2 separate regions of the Homo sapiens genome follow, and region 1 is linked to region 2. The links are chromatin loops, found by intact Hi-C in ENCODE. Cell type or tissue: CD4-positive, alpha-beta T cell. All regions are shown on one strand. Links, peaks and the distances in the headings refer to the core of each region. The heading gives the core; the rest is flanking DNA.

Region 1 (15,734 bases), core at 3,897-11,896, 61 kb after region 2:
CCAAGGCTTCCATGGAGCTTTTAGGAAAAGTAATTCTAGTAATAGCTGACTTTGAGTTTTCATGGGAGTGGCAAGTAGCAGTGAAGAATGTTATATAGGTTAACAATTCCTTGAGTGATTAAAAAAATGTGATACATAGCAAACTACAGACCATTCTGAATAATTAGTGGTGCAGGAATAATGCCATCAGATGTACAGATATTACAAAAGGGAAGAGATTTTGTTGTTGAAATGTTTCTATTGATATGAACAACAAACTGTGTCTCTTGCATCCAGAGGTATGCTAAGAAAAAGCATGAGCTGATGCATTACTATATTTCTTGAAGAAAATTTGTTTGCAGCAAGTCAAAATTTCTGTCCAATTTCCAATTTGTAAAATAAAATGTCTTGAATTATCTATGCACATCTCAAGTTTGTTGAGGTCTTTAAAACTTGAAAAGCACAAAAAAAGTTTGTTTTAATACCACCAGGATGAAGATGATCTCCACTTTTCCAAATGGCACCCTTCTATTTATGAGAATCATAATAAGAAAATATGCCTCATGACTTCAAGAGAAAATGGACATTCCTCCTTGGGCTTCAAGAATAGAAAGATACATGGGCAAATAAACAAACAAAGAAACAAACATAAAACCCTCTATTAAACAACAAAAAAACCCCAAAACAAACAAACAAAAAACTTTCTATTTTTTTCTTTACTCATACTTCCTTGAATAAGAAGTATGTTTTCTAAGGATACTCATGAAAACTCTTCTTGCAAGCTAGGAGCTTTTTGCTAATTGGGTTGCCATAGGAGTGGCAGTGTGAAAATCTAGCAATTTGACATTGGGTCGACTGACCAGTAAAATCATCTAAAATTAGCATTGGCATCTTGACTTTCCTTCTGGGCTCTCTATCCAGTAGTGCTCAGAGCTTGTCTATAAACTTTAAATAGTAGGTCTAAATAAGTACATTAATCAGGAAAAAGAGGATCAAGATCCAGGTAACAATGACGCTTGGCTCTAAATAGGCTGGCGGTAAAATGAGACAGGTGTTCCTGGGGTGGGAGAGGGGGCTGCTAATTATTATTCATAAGCAGATGGCATATGATCAGTTTGTAGAATACTTTTATAATATTGCGTGTGACATTGTAAATCCAGATTCCTGAATATGAATAGGTGATAGCAAAATGGATAGATTTTTATGTGATGAAGCTTTTGAAAGAGAATATCTCAAAATTCAAGAGAAGTATAAATTTCCTCATATATTTGAATGGAGGCACAAGTTCCATTTTAGTGGATACATGAGGTTGACGACCTTAAATCTGAAATGAATGTAAAAGTGAAAAAAAAAAAAAAAGATAGTTTTCCCCAGGTGTCCTTGCTTTTATCACATTGGTACTACAGGAAGTGCTATTGTAAATCCTCCAGGCTTTTTAAATGGAAACAAATCTACAGAGGTGGAAAGGTCAGACATTTAAGGACACTGTAACAACAATGACGCCCTGGAAAGTAGCCAGTTTCCTACCTGGAATAGGGTTGCTGTGGCACTAGTTTGGGCATGTGCCAAGAATGGAGGCCTGCAGGAGACATTAAACAGCTGCGATCTGGTGAGCTGGAACAGAATGACCCAAGAGGGCAGAGGAGACAACATATGGACACAGCACAACGTCATTCAAGACAAAGTAAAACAGGAAAATGAGAACTTCTAATAGAAAAACAAGGCGTCCACCCCTGATGAGCCAGGTGGCTTCTGGGGCTTCCACTTCGTCCAGAATAAAGAGTCACGTTCTTCATAACCACATCTTGAAAACAAGCTGTTGACAAATTAGCACATAACAGACCTATAGCCAGGAGAAATTATTACATGGGGTGACTTTATCCAGTGTACATTCTGTTCACTGAAGTTTAGTTCTGGGGTCTTTGAGGAGATTCATGTCTATGAATACACAAAGTAAACTAGTAGCAAGGTGTGTTTACCATTGAATGAGTGTAGGCAGCATGAATTAGAGCATCAGACTAGGAGTCACAAATAGGGGTTCGAATTTTATTTCTCCCATACTTTGGAGATAGGCTTGGGAAAACACATCATCTCCATTATCACCATCATTATCATCGTCGTTGTCATCATTATCACTATTATCACCATCATCATTACCTCCATGAGTTGACAGTTAGTTTGTTAGTCTCTGTGCTAACACTTGGAAATCACTCAAATCCTGGAAATGTCCACTGTCCTCCAATCCACTCCACTCCTGATTCTTTTTTACCAGGGACATTTTTATTTCTTTGTATTCTTTTGTAGTGCCCACCTAGGACTCATTGTTATTCATGTGACCACCTTGTTACCTCCAAGAAGGTCACAATGAGATTAGGGGATTTAAATAGTGTGAGAGCAGTTCCTGGGAATAAATTGGATTTCTTGAAGGCTCTGAAAGCTAACCTGCTAACCTGGCCAGCTGTAGAGAGGGCCAGGGCCTCGGAGGGCCAGGGCTGGGGAGATGTGTGTGATGTGCAGCTGCTTGATTCACAGTTAGGAGAAGCTGGATCAGTGGTTCATGACGATTTCGTAATGAAACTAAGGTGTTGAAAGAGCAGGTAACTCAGATATAATGAGCTGAAGTCAAGGAAAGCATATATAAAGTAGTAAATTTAGATATCAGAAAATTTATTCTGAAAAATCTAAAGAATCACTTTTATAATTTTATTAGTTTATATTTGCTACCCTTACAGTACAAATTTCCTCAATGACACTGAAGTGTCATTTTGCTCTGTAGACTTTGCTTGGGGAGTCTGGACCAGTAATCATTTGCATAGTTTATATATGATTATGGAAAGAAATGGTGGCTTGGGATATCTCATATGTGTGTTTCAAATTAGCAACTGTCTTGAAAACATATGGTACTGTGTAATTTCCTGATGTTAGAACTGAAAAATACAGATGTGATAGCCTATAAAATTTGCTTGGGAATAATGAATATAGATAATTGTAAAGTAAGATTTCTTAATTATCACACTAGACTCTAAATTGAAGATTGATTTCACCAGTGACTTTTTAATGGTTTTACTAATCAGGTTAGATTAGCTGAGAAGTGGTACCAGACACTCCAGTTTATAATCTACAATGCTATCCAACAGGAAGGATCCAGTAGCCACATGTGGCTCTTGAGCACGTGATACATGGTTAGTGTGACTAAGGGGCTGAGTTTTAAATTTTATTTAATTTTTAGTTCATTTAAATTTAAATAGCCACACTTAAATAGCCTATTGGATACTGTATTGGACTGTGCAGAACTAAAAGGATGCTCATCCTAAATTTATTTTTGAACTATGCTTTGGCTTCAAGTTGAGATAGCAATTCATTATTTTAGTACAGAAATAACTCCATGGATAATATGAATAACAATTCTTAAAGAAGGAGCATTAAAACCCAGTTTTGTCTAAGACTTGTGTCATGACAAAATAGTGAGTCTATTTATAGCCTTCAAGTTGGTCTTGAAAGGTCCATCTGTTCCCTGGAAAATGCAAAGGAGTTGTTTGTGGTTAAATAGTTGGTTAACAGAACTTTCACTATTTCATCTGCTTCTATCATGTGGAACACAGAACTTTTTGGGGAAAAAATTATCATTTATTTCAGAAAGAAGAATAATAGTATTCTTGAAAATAATAGATCTTTAGAAAATCTAGAAAATGATATTTACTGAGCTTTTACCATCTCCACAAGCAGTAGAGTTTCACAACAACCCTAAGGGGTAAGGTTCTCTCCATTTGACAGGTGAGGAGACAAGGCCCAGAAAGAATAACTAACTTGTCAAAGGTCACAGGGCTTTTGAGTGGCATAGCCCAGGGTTCTGAACTCAGGTAGTGTGGCTTTTGGGGCCAAGCTCTTAACCACTAGGCTATAGTTTTTTCATTTCATTATGGCTGTTCTGTTGTATCTTCTATCCCTTCTGCCTCCTTCATCCTCGAGTGCTTCAGGTATAGAATGATGGAGAGATGGCTAAATATTCCAGTTCTTGTACTGGCTATTCACCAGATAGAGGACCTTAAAGAAGCCCATTTCTACCTTCTCTTACTTTTTATATATGGCAATTAAGATGTACTTGGGGCTATTCTGTCTCCTTGAGATGGATCTGGCTGAAGTGCCATTTGGAGGTGGTAGGCAGAAGAGCTTCAGGAAGCACAATCTTGGTGACTCAGTTAAGACAGCCTGGGCCATATTTGGTGTCCAATTTCCATAGTCCAGGAAGAGCACAAAACAAAGTATGGTTCTGCATAATAGTACCCTGCCCATATTGTCAGAAGAGGCTTCTACTAAAGTTCCCACAGAGTTCATAACCCTGGCATGCTGAGACTGAAGATTTATTCAACACATAGAGAGAAAAATTAGCAAGAAGCAAAATGGGGGTGGAGGGAGCGAATATTGACTTTAAACTGAGGAGAACAATGATCTTGCTATTTGACATAAAGAAAAAAGAAAAGCTATTTTCAGCTGACTGGGTTGCAGGTAGGTGTTCCTTTTCAGGTGCTTCTAGTTACCACCACTCTTCCTCAGCGATGTGGTGGGATAGAACTTCTTCTGGTTACCCATGAGACCTGAGACGAAGATGGGCCAATAGGCTTACTCTATTAAAAGGGAACTGGGGGCCAGGCGCAGTGGCTCACACCTGTAATCTCAGCACTTTGGGAGGCCAAGGTAGATGGATCACCTGAGGTCAGGAGTGCGAGACCAGCCTGACCAACACGGTGTAAACCTCATCTCTACTAAAAATACAAAAATTAGCTGGGCGTGGTGGCAGGCATCTACAATCCCAGCTACTCGAGAGGCTGAGGCAGGATAATTGCTTGAACCTGGGAGGGGTGGTTGCAGTGAGCCAAGATTGTGCCTTTGTACTCCAGCCTGGGTGACAGAGCAAGACTCTATCTCAAAAAGAAAAAAAAAAAGAATTTGGGAAGCAGAGATGCCACTCTATGGTGCTCTGAAAGTGCTTGGCATCTTTAGTTTCAGACATTGAACAGTGAAATAATTATTTTAAATATTTTTTGATTTGGGATATAGGCTATTGGTATACTGCGCATGGTCCCAGGAGAAAGCAGGGGAGTCTACAGGTAATTAAGTGCTAGGTGTAAACAGCTGAGATGGAGAAAAAAATCTGAGCAGGGACTACTAGTAGGTGCATAGAAAAGTAAACCAACCATTCCATACACCTTGCCTTAGCCAGATATCATCCACTTTTTCTCATTGAAATGCAAAGAAAGTCATGCTCATAACAGTTCACAGGCGGGTTAATTGAGTAAGTTAGAGGATGTGTATACCTCCTGTGTTATTTCTTTTAAACACTGGATTTCTAAAAATATTGAATTTAGTAAAAAATTAAAATCTCAATCTGTTACAAAGTATGATTTAGAGTAAGATAAGTTAGGCAATATTTTAATGACTCTTTTTGTGTTAAAGTCTGGGATTCTGGAGGTATTGCAAATTTGTTTCTATGTGTGTGTATTCATAGCATCTATGACATGTCTTTCCTCATTTTTCATCATTAATACATCCAGACCAATCACTTTGGCATAAGCAGGGACATCTTTGTCATTAATTGCTCTATTTATGTTACTGTCTGTCCCACTAGATTGTGAAACTTATCAAGGCAAGGGCTTTGTCTTATTGATTGATGCTTTCCCAGGGCCAGGCACATTGTGTATCACAAAATGGGCACCCACCCATGTTTGCAGATATGATCAAAAGGATAGTGGAAGAGCTGAGCAGAATATTGTTTAGAAAATTGACGTGTAAAAAATGTTTCTTTTTTTTTAATTGACTAAATTATATTTTGATCAAGGAGCGTAGTCGGTAGGATGCCTATTATTAATTTGCTGAGACTTGCTTTATGGCCTGGCATTTGGTAAATTTTTGTAAATATTTGATGTGTACCTAGGGAAAAAAACTGTAGTCTCTTAACTGTTGGATATAATGTTCTATATGTTCCTTAGAGCAAGCTTGTTAACTACAGTGTTCAAATCTTGTTGGAATTTATCTTCCTCTTGCAGAGCTGTCAATTTTTTGATGATATAATTTGAGGTTTTGTTCTTAAATACATCAAGATTTTGAATTATTTTATCTTCTTAGTGAATTTAATCTTTTGTAAAAAAGCTGTTATTTTTCTTAAATCTAGTAATGCTTTGTCTCAAAATCTATTTTATACAATATTTATAAAGCAACACCAGTTTTCTTTTGGTTTGTATTTGCCTTGTACATATTTTTTATCCTTTCATATAAACTTTCTGTGTCTGTATGTATTTCACAGAGTCACTTATAAATGACTTAAACTGGAGTTTTAAAGAACTTGGTGAGACAGTTTTGTTTTTAACAGGAAAGTTTATCCCTTTTTATAATTATTGGTATACTTGGATTTATTTCTATATCTTAATTTTTACCAGTTCTTACTTTTGAGAAATTTTGTGTTTTACCCTTTTTGTTAAACTTTCATTTGGATTGTTTTATTGCTTTGGGTTTTTGTTTGTTTTGTTTGCATATTTTTCTCATTGGCTCTCCATTATAATTAATATTTTGAAAATTACACTATTCATTTGTCAATTCAAACTTTTTTACTTATTTATTTATTTTACTTTTACAGATAAAATTGTATGTATGTATCATGTAAAACATATTTTTGAAGTATATATACATTGCAGAATGGTTAAATTTAGCTAATTAAACTTTGCATTGCCTCACATAGTTATCATTTTTGTGGTGAGAACCTTTAACATTCACTCTCTTAGCATTTTATAAGAATACAATATATTCCTCTTAACTATAGTCACCACGTTGTAAAATAGATCTTTTGATTGATCTTATTCCTCCTATCTCGCTAAAATTTTGTATTCTTTGAACAATATCTCTTTTCCCCTCCCCCAACCCTGTACCTGTGGTGATCACCATTCTACCCTCTACTTCTACCAAATAAACTTTTTTTTTTTTTTTTTAAATCTCACATATAAGTGAGATTATGCAGTATTCGTCTTTTTATGCCTGGCTCATTTTACTTAATATAGTGCTCTCCTGGTTCATCCATGCTGTCACAAATGGCATAATTTCCTTCTTTTTTATGACTGAATAGTATTTCATTGCGTATCTATATCACACACATTTTCTTTATCCATTCATCTATTAAAGGACACTTAGGTTGATTATATATCTTGGCTATTGTGAATAATGCTGCAATAAACATAGGAGTGCAGGTATCTCTTTTACATACTGATTTCATTTCTTTTGGATTATATACATAGTAGTGGAATTGCTGGGTCATATGTTAGTTCTATTTTTAATTTTTTATGCAAATTGTATACTGTTTTTGAAACAGGATACATACTAATTTACATATCCACAAACAATGTAAACATGTTCCCCTTTCTTCACATTCTCACCAACATTTGTTATCTTTCACCTTTTTGATAGTAGCCAATCTAACAGGTGTGAGGTGATTATCTCATTGTGGTTTTAATTTGCATTTCCTTGATGATTAATGATGTTGAGCATGTTCTCATATACTTGTTGGCCAATTTTATGTCTTGTTTTGAGAACTGTCTATTCAAATCTTTTGCCCATTTTTAATCCAGAATATTCTTTTCTTGCTATTGAGTTCCTTGTATATTTTAGATATTGATCTATCAGATATATAGTTTGCACATATTTTCCCCCATGTTTTATGTTGAATCTTCACTCTGTTGATTGTTTCATTTGGTGTGCAGATGCTTTTTAGCTTGATATAATCTCACTTGTTCATTTTTGCTACAGCTGCCTGTGCTCTGATGTTGGGTGTATATATAATTGTTATATCTTCTTGATGGATTGATTCTTTTATCATTATTTAATTCCTTCCTGTCTCTTGTGACAACCATTGACTTAAAGTCTATTTTTTTCTAATATAAGTGTAGCTACTTCTGCTCTCTTTTGATTTCCATTTGCATGGAATATCTTCTTCTATATCTTTACTTTCAGTCTGTGTCTTTGCAGGTGAAGTGAGTCTTTTGTAGACAGCATATAACTGTTTTTTCTTTTTTTCCTGTTCAGCCACTCTATGTCTTTTGATTGCATAATTTAATTTATTTACATTCAAGGTAATTATTGATAGGTAAGAACTTACTACTGCCATTTTCTTTATTGTTTTCTAGTTGTTTTGTAGATCTGTGTTTCTTTCTTAGTCTTTTATTGTCTTCTGTGACTAATTTTCTTTAGTGGTATGTTTTGATTCCTTGCTTTCTTTTTTTTGTGCATTCACTATAGGTTTTTGCTTTCTGGTTACCATGAGTTTTACAAAAAACATCTTATAGTTATATTATTTTATGCTGATAACAACAATGTAGATCACAAAAACCATGTCTTGGATTATATTATGTCTTATTTGAATTCATTATTATTGAAGATCTTTGCCCTTCTTGTACCTGAATATTTATATCTTTCTCCAGGTTTGGAAAGTTTTCTGATATTATTTTCTTAAACTTTCTACTCCTTTTTCCTTCTCCTTTTTCAACTCCTATGACGTTTACTCTTGTGATGTTGTCCCATAAATCTTGAGCAACAAAAGTTTCTTTGTTCCTTTCATTTTTTTCTCTCTTCTGATTGCATATTTTCAAATGACCCATCCCTGAGTTCACTCATTCTTTCTTCTGCTTGATAATTCTGCTGTTGATGCTATTTTACTTTTAATTTCATTCACTGTATTTTTTAGTTTCAGGATTTCTGTTAGATTTTTCTGAAATTATAATAATCTCTCTGTTAATTTTCTTATTTTGGTCATTTATTGTCTTCATCATTTTGTTGAATTGTTTCTATTTCCTTGATGTTTGATAAAAAATAGTTATTTTGAATTTTCATAAGACAGTTCGTACATCTCCATTTCTTTAGGGTAAGGCACTGGCACTGTATTTTGTTCATTTGATGATGTCATGTTTCTATGATTATTCTTGATCTTTGTGGCCGTGCATTAATGTCTGCACATTTGAAGAAATAGGTACATATTTCATTCTTCACAGACTGGCTTTGTCTGGGAATGGCTTTCAACAGTGAGCCTGTCCAGAGATTCTAAGCAGACCATCTGATGCTCCCTAAACTCAGGGCCACTGTGAATGGTATGGCATCAAGCTGGAATCCCATGGCTGCTGAGGCTGGTGCAGAGCTGGTGTGTGCCTAAATCTTCTGGCTTCTGAATCTGTTGCAATGTTGGCTTGTACCTGAAGTCCACTGCTGCTAAGACCTGTTATAACTGAATGTTGTCTGGAGCTCAAGGTCACTGTGATTGACTGGCAATGATGTGAACTGGAGTTCAGATCCACCTCACAGGGGATACAGGTTTCTGTCTGCTACCAGGTCGTGTCTGGAGGTTGAGTCCATGAATACCAGCCTGAAGTCAGAGGCCATGGAGTTCTGCTCAATGCCTTGTTTTATGGTGGCAGACCCACTATTGGGGTCCAAAGCAAATTCCTTCACTTTCCTTTCTTTCCTCCAATAAGATGGTATCTTTTTCCACACAGTGTTGCCTGGGATTGGAGAAGAGGTGATATGGGTAATGTGGAACTGTCTTCCTACCCTCTTCAATGCATCTTTTCTTATTATTGTGCTATAGTCAGGTACTGTAATCTCTCATCTGGTTTCCTTAGCTCTTGTGAAGATTTTTTTGTGTGTGAATAGTTGTTCAAATTGATGTTTCTGCAGGACAATTACTGAAAAATCCTATTCTGCCATCTTGCACCACCTTCTTTTTTATATATTTATTTTAAATAACTTTAGATAGTTTTATATGCATATGTAACTAAATAATGTGTAAAGTTGATCAATATCTTTACCTTCTACTTTACCCTTTTTAACTGGTATGTTAAAATGCTTTAACTCATCACAACTCTCCAACTTAATTGTATTCTATTTCTATCTAATGTTTTCCCTTAATCTGTGTTTTTAATACCATTCTTTAAACATTATAATTATTTTAAAAATAATGATTCATAGATTTACCAAAATTACTACCCATTATTCTCTTTTTGCATCTCAGAACTTCTATGATAATTTTCTTTTTGAATGAAGCAGATGTTTAGATCTCTAATGAGAATTTATAGTAAACATTCCATTTAGATTTTTTTTTTGCTGAAAACAAAATTTCATTACTATTCTTGAAAGACAGCTTTGTTAGTATAGTATTTTAGATTAACATTTTTTAAGGAAGATTAAAAAGTCTTTTACTTTTTCTGCTTTCTATTGTAGCTATCAGTTTAAAATAATTCTTCTTATCACAGACTTCTTTAAATATCACACTTGGCTTTAGTGCTCTAAAATTCACCAAAAATATCTGGTGACTAATTGTACAGATATAGATAATATACACATTTTTTCTGTAAGACAATCAGTAGGTTTCTGTGATCTGAGGTTTTTCTGTCTTTCTATAGTTCAAAAATTATTTGTTTCTATCCCTTTGATTATTGCCTTAGTTTAATTATTTTGTACCATATCTTTTTGTTTCTCTGATCAAACGTATGGTTAGATCTTTTCACTCCTTCTAACTGCTTTCATATTTTCAATATATTTGCATTTAGGGTTAATTTCAGCATACTATATTTGCATCTATCTTCTAGTTCATTAAATTTTTCTTCAGCTGTACCTAGTTTTCTCTTTAATGTGTTAACCTGTTAATCTGTTAACCTGTAATCTGTTAATCTGTTTACATTTCAATTATTTTATTTTTCATTTCTAAAAAAAATTTCACTTATTTCCAATTTTATTATTTAATTTATATAGTCTGTTGTCCCTTGCTCATAATTTCAGTAAATATCTTATTGATTGAAACATAGAAAGTGCTAATTTTATATTCTCCTAATTAATTTAATTTCAATATTTATAGTTATTGCTGGTATCTTGTTTTGGCTGACTCTCATTAATTTCACCCTATATGCTCACATATTTCATGATTTTCTATCATGAACTCATGTTTCTTGGAACTTCAGCTGTGATAATTCTTTGAGGCCTGGATATGACTGCGTTCTCTGGAGAGGAATTCTGTTGGCTTCTATCAGTCACCTGATTGTATTTCCAATTTGATATCACTTAAAAATCTTTGTTGACCATATATGTAGAAGGAATGCAGGTTGAAAATATAGATTATAAAAGCCAAATTGTGTTTACTAGTCAGGGAACCTTAGAGAATTTAGCTTACTTGCTGATCCTTCTGTTTGGTTGATTTCACCCTCCAGGATTTTCATCAATTTTATGAAGAGATCTGTGAAATCTTTCATTTTGGGTAGTCCTTGATTTTATTACCTATTTCCTATGTTCTGCACTTCCATGAAAACAGAAACTGGAGATTATCATGATTGAGCAGATGCTTCCTAGGGAAAAGTTGGCTTTAGGCCTTTATTATCTTCCAAGTGTCTTCTTTTTCTCTTGTTTTCAGCTTCTGTGCATTCTTTGACTTCTTGCTCTCTCAGGAAATCATTTAAAAAGATGATTTCAATGCATTATCAAACGTTTTGTTTACTTATTTTTGCAGAGTATATGGGTTGTTTACCACTGGGCTCTTTTCTTCCGGAGCTCTTTGGGAGAGGCGTTCCTCTATGACCATTTGTCGTAGGTACCACTCCGATGTCCTATGAGATGATAGAGACAAAACAGTAACTTATTTACTGATATTCTTGAAAATAATTTGGTAGTGTTATAGATTTTTATGTAATTAGACAAAAGTACACTCAAAGAGGACATTATAAGATTGTAAGAGTGAGATGTAGACAGTAAAAATGAAATGACAGCCCCAGAACAAGTTGTTCAATCTAGTTTGTGGGATTGCACATTTGGCTGATTTAAGTTTTATTTTCATAAAAATTATAAGTTAAAATATTCTTTAAATGTACTGTTAATAGTGGCTTATTAGAACAAGATTTAATACATGGTTTTGAGCTGTGACTATGCTTATGTAATATTGACCATACAAAGTCCCTGGAAAAATCTTTCCTTTTCGTATTACACTACAGCCAAGAAAATTTGAGATTTCACCCTACACATTTCCAAACTCAAAGCTATAATGTGGTTTTGATACTATGACTGTTGCTGTGGAGATTTCTGGGTTGTTTACAAAACATAAAACAGAGAATATTGAATAGGGGAGGGAAGTAAGCAGCAAATATTTATAAACTGCAAATATAAAAGATTCTCTTTCAATAGTTAAGCTGTCACTATTACTTTGTTACCATGGGTCAAATGTTAATGTTTGTATCTACCAAGAAAAATATCTCTTTTCCTTGTTTACTCTCCTGAGCTTAATTATTTTCAGACAAAGAATCTACAATAGATCTTCTCCAGCAGCTCTGGAGGTCAGACCCAGCTGTGGAGAGAATCATTTCTAAAAAACTAGAAGGCACGTTGGGAGGTATGCTAGCTTTTTCATAATATCAGAGCAATGATTAGGGCATTTTGTACGCCAAAAACGTCGTTTTTTTCTGTTGTCAAAGTCATAGAAATATTCATTAATATTCAATTTTACATGTGGCATTATTTGAGATTATCATATAGTCATCATTGTTATTGTATTATTAATATGTGTTGCCCTGAAAGTTGTTTTGAAAATGATAGGATAAAATCATAAGTAAATACGGATGATTACTGTGGAAATACCATTTTTATTTTATAATAGTGTTAAATAATGAAATTTTTCCTCTAACTGGGAATATTAACTCCATTAATTCCACGGCACAACTTCAAGACTACTACTTTCTGTGGATGAATGGGAAATTCAAGACAGAAAATGGATGGGCGATATGGAAATACAACTGGTAAGATGTGGAAAATCTGGGTTCTCTTTCTGGCTCTGCAGTATGTTAATGATGTGATCTTGAATAAATCACTTAATCCCTCCAGGTTTAGGTTTCTCGTGCATAACAATGGGGACGATACTGGTCATGTGGTAACTAACAACATGAATTTGAGGAAGTTAGATATCAATTTGAGTACTAAATCTGCTGTCAATGAACTATGTAATGTAAGCAAGTTTTTTAACCTTTTTAGGGCTCAGTGTTCTCACCTATAAAATGGAAATAGTAGAGTTTTCTGGATTATTATTTGAAATAATAAATTACTTGTTTCTTTTTTCTTGTGCAAATTCTTTTTTCACCTCATTATTCTTTCTGTTAGATATTAGGTTTCCATTGTGTCAGAGTAGGATTGTTACAGCAAAAATGAAGAGACAAAATCGTCAATGAAGGCAGAGGTCCTTGAGTCAGAGGTGTTTGAACCAGAGCAACTCCATCTTGACTAGGGGCTGGGTAAAATGAGGCTGGGAATTGCTGGGCTGCATTTCCCAGAAGTTAGATGTTCCTAACCTCTAGATATTTACAGTTAAGGGAACAGATTGATAACATTTACTAAACAGACCCAGACTCAGGAATATCCTGATATCCCAATATCTTGAGGACAAAAGCATTCCTAATTTTGCTTTAAAGATAAAAATATAGCCAGGCGTGGTGGCACATGCCTGTAATCCCAGCACTTTGGGAGGCAGAGGCGGGAGGATCACAAGGTCAAGAGATGGAGACCATCCTGGCCAACATGGTGAAACCCCATCTCTACTGAAAATACAAAAATTAGATGGGCATGGTGGTGCACACCTGTAGTCTCAGCTACTCAGGAGGCTGAGGCAGGAGAATTGCTTGAACCTGGGAGGCAGAGGTTGCAGTGAGCTGAGATTGTGCCACTGCACTCCAGCCTGGTGACAGAGTGATGCTCCATCTAAAAAAAAAAAAAAAAAAACTTGCAAAATATAGTAATTAGAAAAATTAATCTGTTATCACAAACCCTTGTAATAGAATACATCTCCCCATGATATAAACAAGCATTGTACCTAAGGTGGGCATGTCCCTCCCCTTTTGGGAACTGCCTGCTCTGTCTATGGAGTAGCCATTCTTTATTCCTTCACTTTCTTAGTAAACTTGCTTTCACTTTGCTGTATGGACTTGTTACAGGTAGTCATGTGCAAGCCATTAGAAATGTCAGGTGACGGTTTGGCAGTTATCGCTTTGCCTCTCTAAAAATGATAATTTGGCAGTGCCAGGGAGAGTTCATTTCCAGATGGCCCACACCTGTTAACATCACAATATTAATTGAATGCAGGCCCCAGGGAGAAGCAACTTCCTGGGAATGTGTGTAAAGAGACAAAAATGGAGAAGAATGATCTTCCAGAGGCACACTCCACTGGAAAAGGGAAGAAAGCCTCAGATGGGCATGCCTATAACTCCCTAAACACACTGCATGTGCTCAATTCCCAAGGGTAAGGAGGGCACCACGCATACAGAAAGCCCACCTGAAAAGAAGAATCACAGGAAAGGGGCAAGCCTATAATGTCCCAGGGTCAAGGTTAAAGGATCTTCTTTTCTCTTTTTGACATTCAGGCGCCCAGTTGGATCTCTTCCAAGAGTTCTTTACTTTCTTTCCTGTTCTAAAGACTTTTTAATAAACTTCCATTCCTGCTCTGGAGCTTGCCTCAGTCTCTTTCTCTGCTTTATGCCCCTCAGTTGAATTCTTTCTTCTGAGGATGTAACGGCTGAAGTTGCTGTGGAAGAAAATTTTCTAAGCCAATATTCTCGACTCTTGTCCCATAATAGTTACCCATTTATTGGCCAGAGGAAAGCAGAGGCAAGCAGAGAGATGGACACTTAAGCAATATACTAGTCAGTGTCCTGAAGAGGAGACTCTGGCTCGCACCTTGAGAGGAGGTGGAAAGAATGAGAGAACTGGAAGATAAGTTTATTAAGCAACAAATACACTGGAGTCTTATGTCACTTTCTGAGTGACGACTTGCAAAAGAAGGTTCCTTTGCTCATTAAAACAACTCAGTAAGTGATAAAATATTATGTACACATATTATACTTGGGGTTTTAACCAGGAGGAAAGCCATAAGTTTTACTCACATTTTGTCTTTATTCCTTGAGTTTTCCTCAGATTCATCTGACAAGCTGATACCTGAAGTTATTCCACTGTAAAGGAAAATCTAAAAATTTCAGGACCCCCAGACTCTTTATGCAAAAAGGAAGCTGGGAGGCTGAGTCAGACAACACCTTCTTCCAAATGAATAGCTGTTGCTGGCATTATGTATTAGTGGGATCCCCACGGAAAGGTAAAAGGCCTCCGGCATCTATGAATGATTGCCTCCACAGCTCATTCATAAGTAAATTATTTGTTGACCTCCCATAAACAAGGACATGCCACTTTTAGCTTTAGGTCTACAAATCCAAGTCTAGCCCCTAAAACTAAAGTCTAAAACTAAAGTTCATCCCACACTGATAATGTCAATTGTAAGCTTATCTTCCCAGCTGTAAAACAAAAATAAGAGGAGATCAGTTCCTCCACCTACCCAAAGATGTCTTTGTAAGTGACTCTTCCTCTGCTCCCCTTTTCTCTTCAAACATTCACCTTATCTTATGTAAAATGTAGATTTCCTGGGCAGGAAATTAAAGTCTTACAAGTATGAAACCTTTCGCCTGACTGCCTACCTGCCCCTCTTCTTACGTGCCTTTCCCACCTTTAAGGAATGTAGAAATACTAAACCTCCTAAAAACCTCTTTGAGAAAAAGCCCCAGGCTCTTCTGTGGTTCACGTTTTTTTTTTTTTTTTTTTCTGGGACATGCCCTAAATCTGGCTAAATAAACCTTGATTGACTGAGACTTTTGTCTCAGTCACTCATTTTGATTTTCACTGTGAAAGGAAAATATCTTGGGCCCCCAAAATCA
Region 2 (15,734 bases), core at 5,199-13,198:
GACAGAAACATAAAGACAACGTTTTGTTCCTTCCTTTCAGCTCGCTAAGTATGTATCATATTTATTATTTTCTTAAATCTAACATTTCTATTTGATCTTAAGGGGAGGGTAGGTCATGTTACTTCATCTTACCTTTTTCTGGGAATGGAAGCCAATGACATATTTTAAAATGTCATCTTCTGTTTAAATACATCTTTGAAATTTTTGTCATGGTACATGCTTAGAAGTTTTAGGAAGTTCAAGCTCTTGAAAGAAAATCAGAGAGACAAATTGCCTGAGCCTGGGGAGGAGCTGCTAAGAGTGTACTCTGTGCAGATGGCTCAAAACAACAGCAGGGGGCTGTGTGTGCAGGGGATTCTTAGGATCCCATAACTCCTCCTGCAAAGAAATAAATATCTATCTGGAAAAATGTGCAAGCAGGGTTTTCATCTCAACAACTGGCACAATGTGGATATAGGGCTTTCCTTTTTCTTTTGTTTTCTTCCAATGAAAGAAAAAAAGTTCAGAGCACTTAAAAAGGTTTCTTTTCCCCATGAGGTAACAGCGTTCTTCCACCTGAGAAAAACCCTCAAATATTCCAAGGTGATGAGGGTTTTTCATATTGATTGTGGTGTAATCTCTTGGTAAACAGAGAAAGCTGAGTGGTTTAGATCAAGAAACCATAACTAAGGCACCACCCAGTGTGGAAAAAATAATCAAAATCTTTTGTAGTATTTATCTGGAACAATGCAAGAAGATTCATACTCACAATCTAAGGTGAATATAGCAAGATGATTACTCATTATGCCCAAGCTATCCATTCCTGTTTGCTTGAAAAAGCCATTTCCAGTTTTTGGCCGAAAAAAAGTAAGCGGGGTAAAATTATGAGCACCACAGCAGGTAGACAGCTTCTATTAATGTCTGTGAGCAGTATGTGGTGACCACTCTTGCCCTGTGGACAGGCAGTAAAGACCTATTCTGTTTCCTGTGGTTCCTAAGGTTTATCCTCCAGTACCCAATGTCTGCTTCCCTATTGCACTTGAAATGGAAAGGGATCCAGGCAAGGGACCTCTTTTTCCAGAGTGTTGCTTATTGCAAAGGAATAACAAGAAGTATAACATTTACCAAAAAGATTCACTCTTCTCAAATGCTTGAGATTCACTAAAACCTATTGTTTATTTAAAGAAATACTTTGATCTCTATAGGATCTATAAATAACCTTTAATATCTTTTATTTTCCCTTAAAGACAGTATTCTCAAACTTTAGTTCTAATTAATTAGGTTTGGGATGGGATCCCGGATTTGTATTTCTAACAAGCTCCTGGTTTGTGCTTGTCTTTGAACTAATCTCTGACTGTCTCAAGGCAATGGTTTTTGAGCTTGACTATACCTTCAATTCCATGTAGGGCTTTCAGAAATCCCAAATAACTAAAACTGCCTTTGCAAAAATTATCACAGCGAGAAAATTATGGCAGTGAAAGAGATCTGACCTAACTAACTCCATCTTATCTTTAACCTCCAAACTGCCTGTATTAGTCCATTTTCATGCTGCTGGTAAAGACATACCTGAGACTGTAATTTATAAAGAAAAAGAGGTTTGATGAACTCACAGTTCCATGTAACTGGGGAGGCCTCACAATCATGGCGGAAGGCAAAAGGCACATCTTACGTGGTGGCAGGCAAGAGAGAAAACGAGAGCCAAGCGAAAGGGGTTTCCCCTTGTAAAACCATCAGCTCTCATGAAACTTGTTCACTACCACAAGGACAGTATGGGGGGAACTGCCCCCATGATTCAATTATCTCCCACTGGGTCCCTCCCACAACACATGGGAGTTATGGGAGCTACAATTCAAGATGAGATTTGAGTGGGGACACAGCGAAATCATATCACTGCCCTTGGTCATTCCTGGATGTGGGCCAAGCTAACTTAGGGGAAAATTTAGTTTATAGTTTAAGTGATAATTGCCCTTCCCCAAACTAAACCGGCTTTATAAAATTAATGAAAGGTTACCAGGTTAAAATGAGAGGGGTCTGAATTCTGCAAAGTGGTAGGTTAAACAATTACCAGCTGTTGTTCCATGGGTCTCAAGATTTACAACTTCCCCAATTACTCCTGTAAATAAAACCATTAGTAGAAAACTTAAGATTGGCCTTTTAAGATGTCTTTTCAGACTTTCACATTATCGACTACTGAATGACTCCACCTGGACCAGTGATTCTTCTGTGACTCCCACCCAGAAGCGGACTCAGTGCACGAGGACTATTTTCCACATCCCTACAATTGCGTCCCCAACCAATCAGCAGCATCATTTCCCCTGCCTCCTGCCTGTCAAACTACCCTTGAAAACCCTAGTCTCTGAATTTTCAAGGAGGCTGATTTGAGTAATAATAAAACTCTGATCTCTCTCCCATTTAGCTGGCTTTATGTGTATTAAACTCTTTATTGCAATACCCCTGTTTTGAGAAATCAGCTCTATCTGGGCAGTGAGCAGGAAGAACCTACTGGGCAGTTGCATAACTGACTGCACCCCAGACCAATTGAATCAGAATTCTGAGTGTGGGACCTGGCATCTGAATTTTTAAAGCTTCCCATGTGATTCCAACATGCCACTAGAACCTTCGCAATTAGGTCTTGGCAGCTCAATGCATTTGACAGAATTGCTGTGGATAAACTGTGTGCTCTTGGGCTAGTTTTCACTAAATCTCAATGAACTCTCTGGATGCAAAGCTTTGCTGTGCGAAGTGAGAAATATAACACTATGCAAATATAGGACTCTTACCTAACTTTGCAATAGACATTTTGATGCAGATGGGTTTAATAAAGACTATAAATTTCTCCATGTGCAAGCCTCTTAGTGCAAACCTAAACATTAATTATTGGAGCTGAATTATGTATATTGACATAATAAAGAGGGAAAAATACTTTCATTTTCAAACTGTATTTTTGGGTTATAAAACATTATTGTATAATCCAGGACCTGAAATTTCAATTTTTGGAAATTTTTAGACTATTTTACAGAGAACCAGGTTAGTTTGGGCAAACTGATAACTTGATTTTTTTTTTAAGCATAAGCGTTATGTTTCTATCTCTTTTTCCTCTTCGATACGACCAGAAGTTTTGTTATCAAAAATGCACCTTTGACATTGGCAGACAATTGTTTATAAAATTATAAAGAAAAAAATAGTGAGATGAAACAATTGAAGCATTAAAGACTATTCTGAGCATAATTTGGCAAGGGCTTATACATTTTTTGATGACACAGGACTTGGGTTTTGAAGATGGCTTATATTTATTCACTTGCTGTGTGACCTTGGATAATTCACTTAAACTTTTTAATGCTGAGTTTTTTGATCTCCAAATCAAGGTTAATGACATCTCTTGTGGGGACCACTGTGAGAATAAAACAAGGTAATTATATGAAAATGTTTGCTAAGTTGCAAAGTACTATAAAAATATCAGTATATCGTGTTCAGAATCAACCACATTAGTAAGATTGTTTATTTCTCAGTAATGTTAATAAAATTCACTGATTACTCACTAGACTACAAGACTCCTGAGGACAGAGGTGGTATTTTATTTTGTTTTATTTTTAATTTTTATTTATTTATTTATTTATTTATTTTTTTTTGAGACGGAGTCTCGCTCTGTCGCCCAGGCTGGAGTGCAGTGGCGCGATCTCGGCTCACTGCAAGGTCTGCTTCCCGGGTTCACGCCATTCTCCTGCCTCAGCCTCCCGAGTAGCTGGGACTACAGGCGCCCGCCACCGCGCCCGGCTAATTTTTTGTATTTTTAGTAGAGACGGGGTTTCACCTTGTTAGCCAGGATGGTCTCGATCTCCTGACCTCATGATCCACCCGCCTCGGCCTCCCAAAGTGCTGGGATTACAGGCGTGAGCCACCGCGCCCGGCATTTATTTATTTTTTGAGATGGAGTCTTGCTCTGTTGCCCAGGCTGGAGTGCAATGGCGTGATCTCAGATCACTGCAACCTCCGCCTCCCAGGTTCAAACGATTCTCCTGCCTCAGCCTCCCGAGTAGCTGGGATTATACAGGCGCCCGCCACCATGCCCGGCTAATTTTTGTATTTTTTTTTAGTAGAGAGGGGGTTTCACCATGTTGGCCAGGCTGGTCTCGAACTCCTGACCTCAGATGTTCTGCCCTCCTCGGCCTCCCAAAGTGCTGGGATTACAGGCGTGAGCCACCACGCCAGGCCCAGGGGTGGTATTTTATTTATATTAATATGCTTACCTCATAGCACAGAGCTTGGGACACAGAAGAAGCTCAGTCAATGATTGCTGAATAAGTTACCATCTAGACATTTTAGTGCGGTGTTCTCTAAGACAAGTAGCACAGCTTTATGTGAAAATCAGGTAGTAAGCTGGGAAGCAGGGCATCTCTTGTGTGTGACTATAATTGTTCTCTGGGGATGCAAGTTCTGCATTTCCCTCATTAGTACAAGAACCTAACCTCTTCCGTTAATGGGCTCAGACACAAATCTACACATAGGTAAGGCTACCTCTGTCCCTTTTGTGCTGTGAAGACTTCTAATTTAAGAAACAAATGGCCAGTAGAGAAAAATAACAGTTATTATGTTATCTGAGGGATTGGCAGTTGATAGGTTTCATTTTTCCCGTGACCTAAATTGCTCTTCTGGAATAAATCAAGTCACTGGGTAGTGAGTTTCTAATCTTTTTAGGCTACATGACTGAAAGAATGCACAGAATGAACATCTAATAATTCAAAGAATTATTGATTCTTTGTAAAACTCTCATTTTCTACGACCCCTGAGAAATATTCAGGAATTGAAGAGATCCTGGATCATTATCATGTTGGGTATTTATCTTTGCTTTGGTACTGAAAGAAAAAGCGTGTGTGCGTGGGGGTGCAGGAGATGGAGTCAATTCAGATATGTTCAGGCAGATACGAGGGTGGGTAGGAGAGGGTGATAGGTCAATTTATCCTATTAGGAATAAGGGATCTTAAGAGGAAATGTCATGCCTAAGGAAAGTAATTTAAGCGAGTGGAATTTGGGTCTAAGAACAATTTATTGATCCTTTGAGGGGATGGGAAATTTCTTGCTTGGTCCATTTTTACCTGGTTTTCCTAGTCTAGGCCTGCTATGGAGTAAATAGTGCACCCCTTTCTTCATTCATATGTTGATGCCTGACGTTCAATGTGACCGAATTTGGAAATAGGGCATTTAAGGAGGTATTAAGTGAGGTTAGAAGAGGGTCCAAAGAGACTGATGTCTTCATAAGAAGAGGGAGAGACACCAGAGCTGTCTCACTGTGTGTTCTCACACACACACACAAGTCCATGTGAGGATACAGCCAGGAGGTGCTGTCTGCAAGCTGAGAGAGGCCTCACCAGAAACCAAACCTGCTGACACCTTGATCTTGCACTTTCTAGCTTTCAGAATTGTGACAAGATAAATTTGTGTTGTTTAAGCCACCCGGTCTGTGAGATTTGGTTATGGCAGCCCTAGCCGACTAACACAAGACCATATGGATCTTACAGCACTTTGGGAGGCTGAGGCGGGCAGATCACTTGAGGTCAGGAGTTTGAGACCAGCCTGGCCAACATGGCGAATTCCCGTCTCTATGAAAAATACAAAAATTAGCTGGGCCTGGTTGTGTGTGCCTGTAATCCCAGCTACTGGGGAGGGTGAGAAAGAAGAATCAGTTGAACCAAGGAGACAGAGATTGCAGTGAGCCGAGATTGCACTACTGCACTCTAGCCCAGGCAACACAGTGAGACTCCATCTCAGAAATTCAAAAAAAAAAAAAAAAAAAAAAAAAAGGCTGTATGGGTTTTTGATTGAATGCTAGAGAAAAAGGAGTTATAAAAGAAAAGAGCTATATTTCCAAAATCTTTAATAGATGCTAACAGAGAGTAGCACAAACATAGGAATGTGAAGAATTGCTCACTTTCTAGACAGAGCAGCTTTAGAACCAAAAATGACCCCCGTGGCATTAGTAGGAGAGAATACCAGCAGTGGCCCCAGGAAGCAGCCTGGCATTGTGTCTTGGCACATGAGAATCACCTCATTGCAGTATAGCTTAGCATGGCACATCTTCCTTGGGCAAAAGCTGATGATCAAGCAGAACCAGTGGGGTGGCTGCAGCAGGGGAAGGCTTGCTTGTCACTATCAGACAGAAACCCAAATCCAAAAGGGAGAGGAGAATATGAGTAATTGAGAATTAATTACTCTTCCTGAATATATATGAGACATTTCCTCCAAACTCCCTAAAATAACTGGAAGATAAAGAAACTTTGAAATGATTTAGATTCTCTGTAATAGTGGGTGTGAGACTATTTCATTAGCTTGATGAAACAATCTCACAGCACATGCAAAATGACAATATTAACATTAACGATGTAGAAATAGGGATCAGACAGAAACTAACCTCTGTAGAGCACCTGTGAAATGCTAGACAGTGGGCTGTTATCTGAATTATATCTCATTCTCTGCATAACAACTCTGTAAGCTGGTTCTATTGCTCCTATTTTTTAAATGAGAAAATTGGGTCTCAGAGAGGTTATGGGATTTGCACAGGGTCACATAGTTAGCGCTTTTGGAAACTGGAATATAAAATAGATATGCTGGCTCCAAAGTATACATTTAATACACTACCATCCATGGCTTGATAACAATTTTGAGCACTTTTCTGTTGTGTATGGAGGAGGAAATATCAATAATGGTTTTAAAGCAATATAAAGATACCACACTTCCCATGTCCCATGTCTCCCAAACAATGGAAGGAAACAGTTTGGGTACTTATAGTCCCACTGAACAGGTATATGAACATCATTATTATTCCTTCTGTCTTGGCATGATTGAGCATCTACTGTGTTCTGGACACTGAGGATATAATGATAAACAAAACTTAGAGAATCTTTTCCTAATAGAGCTTAGAAGTATTGAGCAAATTACGATGTCAATAAAATATACAATTAAGCATGGTGATCATTGTTCTTCAAAAAGGTCATTGGAGGCATGAAAGGATAACAGAGATGAGATTTAGATGGACACTAAGGGAAGGCGTCTAGATAATTTTGATATCGGAGCCAAACCCTGATGGATGGATGGGATTGATTAGGCAAAGCTTGGGGAAACTCTGCCACAGGTGGACAGAGGGAAGAACCCAGGAGAAAGCACAAGGAGGGAACAGGTTGGACTTGTTTCAGAACCAGCATGCAGGTCAGTGTGGCTGGAGTTTAGAGAGCACGGAGGAAAGATGAGGGTCTAGATGGAGGCAGGAGCCATGTTATTTGGGGCTATAGAAGCCCATGTTAAGGATTTCATATTTCTTTTTAAATGAAATGGAAGACCTTGAAAGAGGTAGCTGTAAGCTATGATCACTTTGTATTTTATATGGAAAATAAATTGAAGAGGGCAGGAGAACAACTGGGTGACAAGTAAGAGAAGAGAAATTGGAAAGGAAGACTGAGAAGGGGGACCAGAAAGGGAAGAAGATAACACAAGCTATAGAAGTTGACTCCTGAAAAAAGCGGGAATACTCTGCTAAAAGGAAGGAGGAAGGACAGGAAGGTGAAAGAGTCTGAAATGCTCCAGGCCATCTGAACTGGGCAGAGAGACATGAAGACTGGAGGGCCTGGGGAGAGACAGTGAAGATTCCGTGTGGCTGAGGCTGCTGAAGTAGAGGCACTCGGGCAAAAGAGGCAGGAAAAAGGGGGTTAGGGTCAGATTTTAAATTTCTGAAGGGTTTGGTTGTGCTGTCTTCATGTTGTGATTTTAGCAGTGGGTTGCTGAGGAGAAGCTAAAGAAAGTAGGAGGTGGAGCTATAGAAAATATAATTGAATGTTGGTGGGAGTGTAAATTAGTTCAACCATTGTGAAAAGCAGGGTGGTGATTCCTCAAAGAACTTAAAGCAAGATTACCATGCAATCCAGCGATCCTATTACTAGTTATATACTGAAATGAATATAAATCATTTTACCATAAAGACACATGCATGTGTATGTTCATTGCAGCAGTATTCACTATTCACAATAGCAAAGACATGGAATCAACCTGAATTCCCATCAACAGTAGACTGGATAATGAAAATGTGGTACGTATACACCCCAGAATACTATGCAGCCTTAAAAAAGAATTAGATCATTCCTTCACAGCAACATGGATGGAGCTGGAGGCCATTATCCTAAGCAAACTAACACAGGAGCATAAAACCAAATACTGTGTATTCCTACTTAAGAGTGGGAGCTAAACAGTGAGAACACATGAATATTAGGAGAGCAGCAACAGACACTGATGCCTACCTGAGAGTAGAAGGTGGGAGGAGGGAGAGGATCAGAAAAAATACCTATCAGATACTGTGCTTATTACTAGAGTGATGAAATTATCTGTAAACCAAACCCTGTGACATGCAATTTATCTTTATAACAAACTTGCCCATGTACCCCCAAAACTAAAATAAAAGTTAAAAAACACAAAGAAAATATAATTGGAAATAAAAAGGTCAAAGAATTGAGGTAAGGGCTTTTCATACAATGTCATCTGTGTAGGCACTACGTTGTCTGGGATGATGGAAGGAGCTAAAGTCTTCAGTGAATGAAGGAGCAGGACCAGGAGCTCAAAATACTTCTTTGAAGACAAAGAAGAAATGATATTACCAAATGGTTGGCTCAAAAGAACAGGGATTTTGCAACAGAGAGAGTATGTCATGGTCTTGAACAAGCAATGGTGAGTAAAGGAGACACCGAATCTTCTCTTGGTCATGAATATGTTGGGATATAGAAGAGAAGATAGCCTTCATTTCAGAGGGTCTAGGGGAAGCAGGGTACTCAGGGGACAGCTAAGACTTGATTAAACCAAGTATTGATTAAGGCAAGATAGTGAAGAAGAAGAAGTCAAAGATGTAGAGGAGATTTTTGATTACACTTTAAATTGAATATCAGAAGGGGAGAGCATCTTGGATGGAGGAATAGAGAGGATGCACAGAATTACAGTGGGTGTAGAATTGAGTGGTGGTAAGAGCTAAGAATGAAGGGTCCCTTGGTGAGTGAGTGCGTGAATAATTGTTCAATGCTCTGCGCTGGGTTGCCAAAGTTTGAGTTAGTACGCCTCTTGGCTCTAGTCATATCCCCAGTTGCCTCCAGTAGGCCTGCCATTTGTTTGGGAGCTTGAGAAGTCAGTGAGGGCTGCTTTGGGTAGTCCTCTATGTTTTGAAAAATAACTTAAATCCCTCCCCTTGGACCAAGTAAAGAGACTGCATTCTATTAAATTTTCATCATAAGGGAAACAGATCAACGCACAACTAACACTATTCTTTTCAGAGTGCTTATAGTAACAAAACAAAATAAAACAAAACAAAACAACTTTTTAAATGGTAAGATAAAGCACTAGATAACTGAACACATAGAGACATGGCGAGTCCTCAGTTTCAGTTCTCAAGTTTATTCTACTAGTTCTTCTGTATTGTAATTGTAGAACATTTTGTTTCAGCGTGGGAGACAGCTATTACTGTCATCCCAACAGCATAAAAAGTAGATTCCATAAGCTGCTATATATACATACTTCATTTAATTCAAAAGGAGTGTCATCCTTTAGGAAATAATTTTCAGGGATGATTAGAAAACAGTCCCAAGGATACATAAGAACATGTCTAAATAAACTTCAGAGTAATTCAATGAACATTTTGCTGTTGTGAACATTTTCTCATGAGCTGTTCTTTCATTGTATAACATAAAGAAGTTACATGGAAAAAAGGAAATGCAATGTTCAAGGCAAAATAAAATTTACCTTATCCATCACCATACCACCTTGCAGGAGGAAGAGAATTCCAAATACTTTAGCATAATGGGACAGAGGTGAGAGAGTGCATGGTATATTCAATGGACTAGATGTCATTTGGTAGAATGACAATGAAAGTTCCAATTAAAAGACAAAGGTGGGTAAGAGATTAGGCTGGATAATTAGGAGAGTGTAAATGATGAAGGCAATAAGATATTTCTTGCTGAGAAGTTTAGACTTATTATGAGGTTAATGAGGTACAACTGATAGCTACTAGACAGAGGAGGAGCACGACCAGAAATATATCTTTAAAAGATGTTTAGTAGCTGTGTGGAAGGTAGATTGGATGAAACAGATATGGGAGAAGATCAAGTAAGATGTAGTAATTGAAGGGATAAATGATGATGGCTTAAACAAATCAAGGGTGGTGGGGGACCGACGGAAACTTGAGAGAGATTAGGTAGCCAGAGCGAGTGAGACAGGATGGTCCCACCACTTGTCCAGAAACCAGGGACTCAAGTCAAATGCCGAAGTTTATCATTGAGTCTTTCTGCCTTCTTTTTATCTTTTATCTTTTCATCTTTTATCTTTCTAGGACTCCCCTCTTTTTTTGACCGAAGCCTGAATATAATATCCTGATGGTTTTTGTATTTTTCTAGCAATGTGTTCCTTTGCTTCTCCTGTACACCTTTGAACACCATGGCTATTCCCATTGATTTAAAAGAGTACGACACTGGGCAGGATTTGTGAGGCCTAGAGTTCCGTCCTTGCTTGAAGTTGGGGTGAGATGTTTCTGACTTTGATGAAATTTTATGTAACATCCCTGGGAAAGCCTATAAGGGCTTAATCTATACTTTTGAGCTCCAGAGTGTGAAGGAAAGGATAATGATACCAAGCACCTTTACTATTGCAATATATTTTCTCACTTGGTCTTGAGTTGTCACAACAGTCCTATGAAATAACTACTATGACAAACCGCGTTGTACAAGTGAGGCTATTGAGGCACAGAGAGGTTATGTAACTATAAGATCACCAGGGAGTAAGTGGCAACTTGTCTAAGGCAAGCTCATAGGTGGCAGAGTCAGGATTTGAACCCAGGCTGTGTGGCTGTAGGCTGTTAACTGCTACTGCTACTCTCTGCCACTTCTCAGCACTTGGGGCCTACTAGAGTAGCCAGGGAGGTTGAATTTCTTGTGCCACAGAAATTCCCTTGATGTTCATCTACTAGTCAGAGATGAGGGCAGTATTTCTACGTCAGGGCTTCTGCAGATTGATAGTGTTCTTCTTGTCATCACAGGGGAGAGAAAAGTTTAGGGTTGGTGCGAGGGAAGTGCTGTTTTCTAGGATTAGCTTTGTTTTTTATTTTTAATTTAAAATTTTTAATTTCTGTACGTACATAGTAGGTGTATATATTTATGGGGTACATGAAATGTTTTGATACAGGCATGCAATGCATAATAGTCACATCATGGAGAACGGGGCATCCATCCCCTCAAGCATTTATCCTTTGTGTTACAAACAATCCATTTATACTTTTTTAGTTACTTCAAAATGCACAATTAAGTTCTTATTGACTGCAGTCACACTGTTGTGCTGTGAAGTAGTAGGTCTTGTGGTTGCCTTTGTTATCCGTGTTCCCATGCCTCAAATCCTCTAAGGTTGCCATTTGTGGTACCCATTTCAGATACGTTCCCCAACATTGTTGATGATGATAAAGCAATGGATAGATCCAATAGTCTAAAGTTGTCACAAGAAAGGGATGGTGATAAGGGGATGGGGGAGTGAGACTATCATATCACATCTATCTATCTGTCTGTCTATCTGTCTGTCTGTCTGTCTATCCATCCATCTATCTATCTATCTATCTATCTATCTATCTATCTATCTATCTACCTATCTATCTATCATCTATTTGTCTACCTACCTATCATCTAATCTACCATCTATCCATCCATCTGTCTTCTAACTATGTATCTCTATCTATAGTTCCTGGCTTCTATGTATCATGTTCTTTACTTGACCCTTTCACGGAATTAGATCATTTCATTCTTAAAGACTGTATGTAATACCCCTATTTTACAGATGAAGAAATTGAGCCTAAGAAATAGTACATCTTTTTCAGACCTGAAGTCAGAGTTTGTAGTCAAATTAGTCTGACTCCAAAGTATGTAGTCTTTCCCTTTACCACACAGCTCTTAGGCTGGGTCTTTTAGTTTTTGGCCAGATGTCTACTTGTTAGACCAGATTATTGCTGTTTTAAGATTTTTCCAGATCATCTCTGTAATGATCTCAATAGAACATTTGCAAATTAACCTCTGTCTTTCTCAATACTGGTTGTGTGAAATGTAATACATTAAAAAGAAAATCTATTCTGTGTAGGCAAATAAAGGTGTAAAACTTGAAGGGGATGCTAAAGATAAATTTTGCTTTTGTTTTAGATGAACTGTGTAATCAAATGCCATTTGTCTTATTCTGTGGGAGTTTTGAGAAAAGCAGTGCAGAGAAGACCGGAGAAGCCATGCCTGTTTTTCCATATACAACATAATTAGCATATTAAAATAATTTTAATGATAATATGCTTACTCTATAATCAATTAAAGTTCCATTCTAGGGACTTACCCTATTAGGCCAGTGCTTAGCTTTATTATGTAGAAGGAACAAGCTAGGTAAGGTATCTCACCAATTTTTGCCTCATGTATTTGTTCTTTACCTGATGTATCTCTCAGAATATCTGGTTACTGTGGCAACAGAACATATCAAAATTTCATCTAGGTAAATAGATGCAAAGGAATTACTTATTTTAATATGCATATTTTTTCCTTCAAAGTCTGTTTTCTACTCAAGCTGATTAACTAACTTTGCCCATAAAAATTAACTGATTTTGCCCATAAAAACCAAGATAGGTTGTATTGTCTTTACTCACGGTGCCAAGAAGTGTAAATTATGTTGCCAGAAATAAATCACAACACAAAAATGAATGAACTCAATAGCAATCAGCATCATATATAATAGGACCCAAATGAACTGTTTGTTCATTTCCTACCACTTTGATTCCATGGATCTTAGTTGGGGGGACTGAGTTCTTGAGAAGAATACTCTTTAAAGAAGGATTTCCACAGGTTATTGGCTAAAAAAGCAGGGGCTCATGTAAACGATGCTTTTTTCTTTTTCTTTTTCTTTTTTTGGAGGGAGGAGAGAATGAATTTCCCAAAAGTTCCATCCAGGATTTATCATGCACTTTCTTTTTAATAATAGAGGAACTTAATGTCATTAACAGCTATGACCTGTAAATTTTGTTTGAGACTACTGCATTTGCTGAAATTAAATTTTTACTTCCAAATGTGTAAACACATCTCAGCTAGGGCTTTTATATAATCGTACTCTTGCTCTGCTTGCTTACTGGTATTTATGACTGCTTGCTTCTGTTAATTGGCTAATGTTTGTAAAGTGCCTTTGAGATGAAAAGCTAATGATCTCTGTAGGGAGGAGGGTGTGGGTGGCTTCCCAACAGCTCCCTAAGGGTGTCTCTTGGGGCTTTGACTGCCAAGGCTTGCTTGTGGGCTCAGGGATAATGAGGAATCCCTTAAGACTTCAATGTCCCTGGTTCTCGAAGTCTTTTCCATTTGGTTCTCCTGGCTTTTACAAAGTCACTCCTTGGAGGAAGTAAAAATCATCATTCCTGCAAAGCTCTAAGACTTTTTTTACCCACTTACCACTAGAGTTTGCTCTAACGCAGTAGGACAGCATCTCTTTGCTATTACAAAAGAACTAATAGTAATAGAAACACATAAACAAGTCCAAAAGATGTTGCTCTTCTTATTAGAGACATATGTTTTATTATTTTATCTTTTTTTTCTGTCGAATCAGGTTAAAGGGAGCTATGTTTTTATTTATTTATTTTTGTGTTTTGAAAGGTAGGACATACTTTTGTTAAAAGAGGTTGACTAAGAAAACTGTAATTGCAAACCAATAAAATTTTCACCCATTTATACAACAAACATATATTAGAAGGGAAAATAATTTTTTTTTAAAAAAAGTAATGTATTATCATTTAGATAAAGCTACTGATTTTTTTTGTCACTGTATAGAAATGATATTTAGAATTTTCATGCATTACATGATTCCCATGCTGGGATTTTTTGGTTTTTAAATAATATTAAATAATACTACCGGTGTCTTTGTTGGCCTACATGCTGCTTTTGCTAACATCTTATTTTTTTTGCATTTCCTGCATCTCTACATTAGCATTGCACAGTCACATCCCTGGTCACTGGTCTGGGATACAGCCCCTTGGGGACTCCCTCCCGGGGTTTGTACAGTCAGTTCTGTAGAGGAACGTGGTGTCCAAAGGGACCACACCACTGCCTGGATTCTCCCATGGAGACCAAAGATTTTCCAGCTATTTATTTTTCATCAGCTGGTAATTGCTGGACTACTTAGAATGAGTTTCAGAAGCATCATTAAAGATACAGAAAAGCTCAGTTCAAAGACATTCCTTACATCAATTTTCACAATCAAGAAAAGTTAGAAAAAGCTGAATGCCCCAAAATAGACTGGCTGAATAAATGATGGTGCGACCACTTAATGGGCTATCATGCCATCATTAGGACAACATGAGGAATGCTTATGCTTATGCTATGATGTAAAGTAAACAAAAGACAATAGAAAAGTGATAATAAAGTATATTCTTAACAATATAAAATATGCATAGAAGCTGCCTGTAAGGGCACGGTGGCTCACGCCTGTAATCCCAAGGACCTTGGGAGGCTAGGGAGGGTGGATCACTTGAGATCAGGAGTTTGAGATCAGCTGGGCAACATGGTGAAACCCCATCTCTACTAAAAATGAAAAAATGGGCCGGGTGTGATGTAGTCCTAGCTACTCCGGAGGCTGAGGCAGGAGAAGCACTTGAACCTGGGCGGTGGACGTTGCAGTGAGCCAAGATCACATCACCGAAATCCACCTGGATGACAGAACAAGGTTTCAAAAAAAAAAAAAAATTGTAAGGAAATATAATAAAACATTAAGATTGATCATTTTCTTCTTAATCATTGTTTCATATGCTTTGAAATTTTACGATGAGCAAGTGTTTTTCCTTTTTAGTAATTTTCCTTTTAAAATAATTACATAAAACATACAAAAACTACAGAGAATGATATAAAATAACAGATATCTTTGTATTCATATGAGATCTTGCATGATTTTGTCTCATTTGCTTAGATATTTTCAGTTATTTTTTTGAGATAAAGTGTTTGATTTCTCTGTCTTTCTTCCTGGAAGTAATCACTATTCTGAGGTTTATGAGTTTTATGTTTTTGTTACATGTGTAAGCTTTCATAAGTGTTGTATAATATTGTTATGTGTATTTTAAGCTTATACATAACAATTGTTGTTCTACATGTCATTTTACAATTTACTTTGTTTAGTCAACCTTTACCTTTAAGATTTATTCATGATGCTGTATGTAGAGCTACTTCACTTTCAAATGCTCATATATAATCCCATTGATCCGTTTATCAAAATACAACCATTTATCCATTCATTCTCCCAGTAGGATACACTTCAAAGTTATTTTAGACTTTTTGCTCTTGTAAAATGTTGCATTTAATATTCTTATGAGTCTTCTCTACACATATTTGAGTTTCTCTAAATGTACCTAGAAGTAGCATTACTAGTTTGAAAATATCCATATCTTAACTCTACTAGATTTTACTAAATTATTTTCCAGTTTATACTCCCAATAGCAGAATACATGAATTACTATTTCCCTACATTCTTGTCAACTCTTGAAATTAGACTTTTAAATATTGGCTAAGTGGCTAAATATGAAAGGACATCTCGTATGGGTTTTTATGTACTTTTCCCTGTTAATTAGCTTTTAGGCTCCACTTTGATGTGAATTGCCTGTTTCTTTGCCTATTATTCTGTTAGGTCATTTTTCCTTTTCCTACTGGTTTTTTAAGCATTTATGATATAGTTGAGATACTAATTCTTTGTCA

What was found. Peaks named below come from ENCODE experiments on the same cell type or tissue, not always from the same donor. Only the 100,000 strongest peaks of a DNase experiment are listed, where the experiment ranks them.
Region 1: it touches region 2 in a loop (4-fold over the local background); 3 of 110 quality-filtered maps call a loop at or near these places.

What each region holds. Positions count from the first base shown.
Region 1 is chr18:2,056,617-2,072,350 of GRCh38, reverse strand. All of the region lies in intron 2 of LOC105371956 (a long non-coding RNA gene), which reads left to right. Among named protein-coding and RNA genes, the nearest start is that of METTL4, 510 kb to the left of the region's middle. In CD4-positive, alpha-beta T cell, for the core only: no CTCF peak of the experiment used is centred there; no DNase peak of the experiment used is centred there.
Region 2 is chr18:2,119,151-2,134,884 of GRCh38, reverse strand. LOC105371956 (a long non-coding RNA gene) reads left to right here and starts at 8,508. Exons shown (of 3, transcript XR_935087.3): 1 at 8,508-8,685. In CD4-positive, alpha-beta T cell, for the core only: no CTCF peak of the experiment used is centred there; no DNase peak of the experiment used is centred there.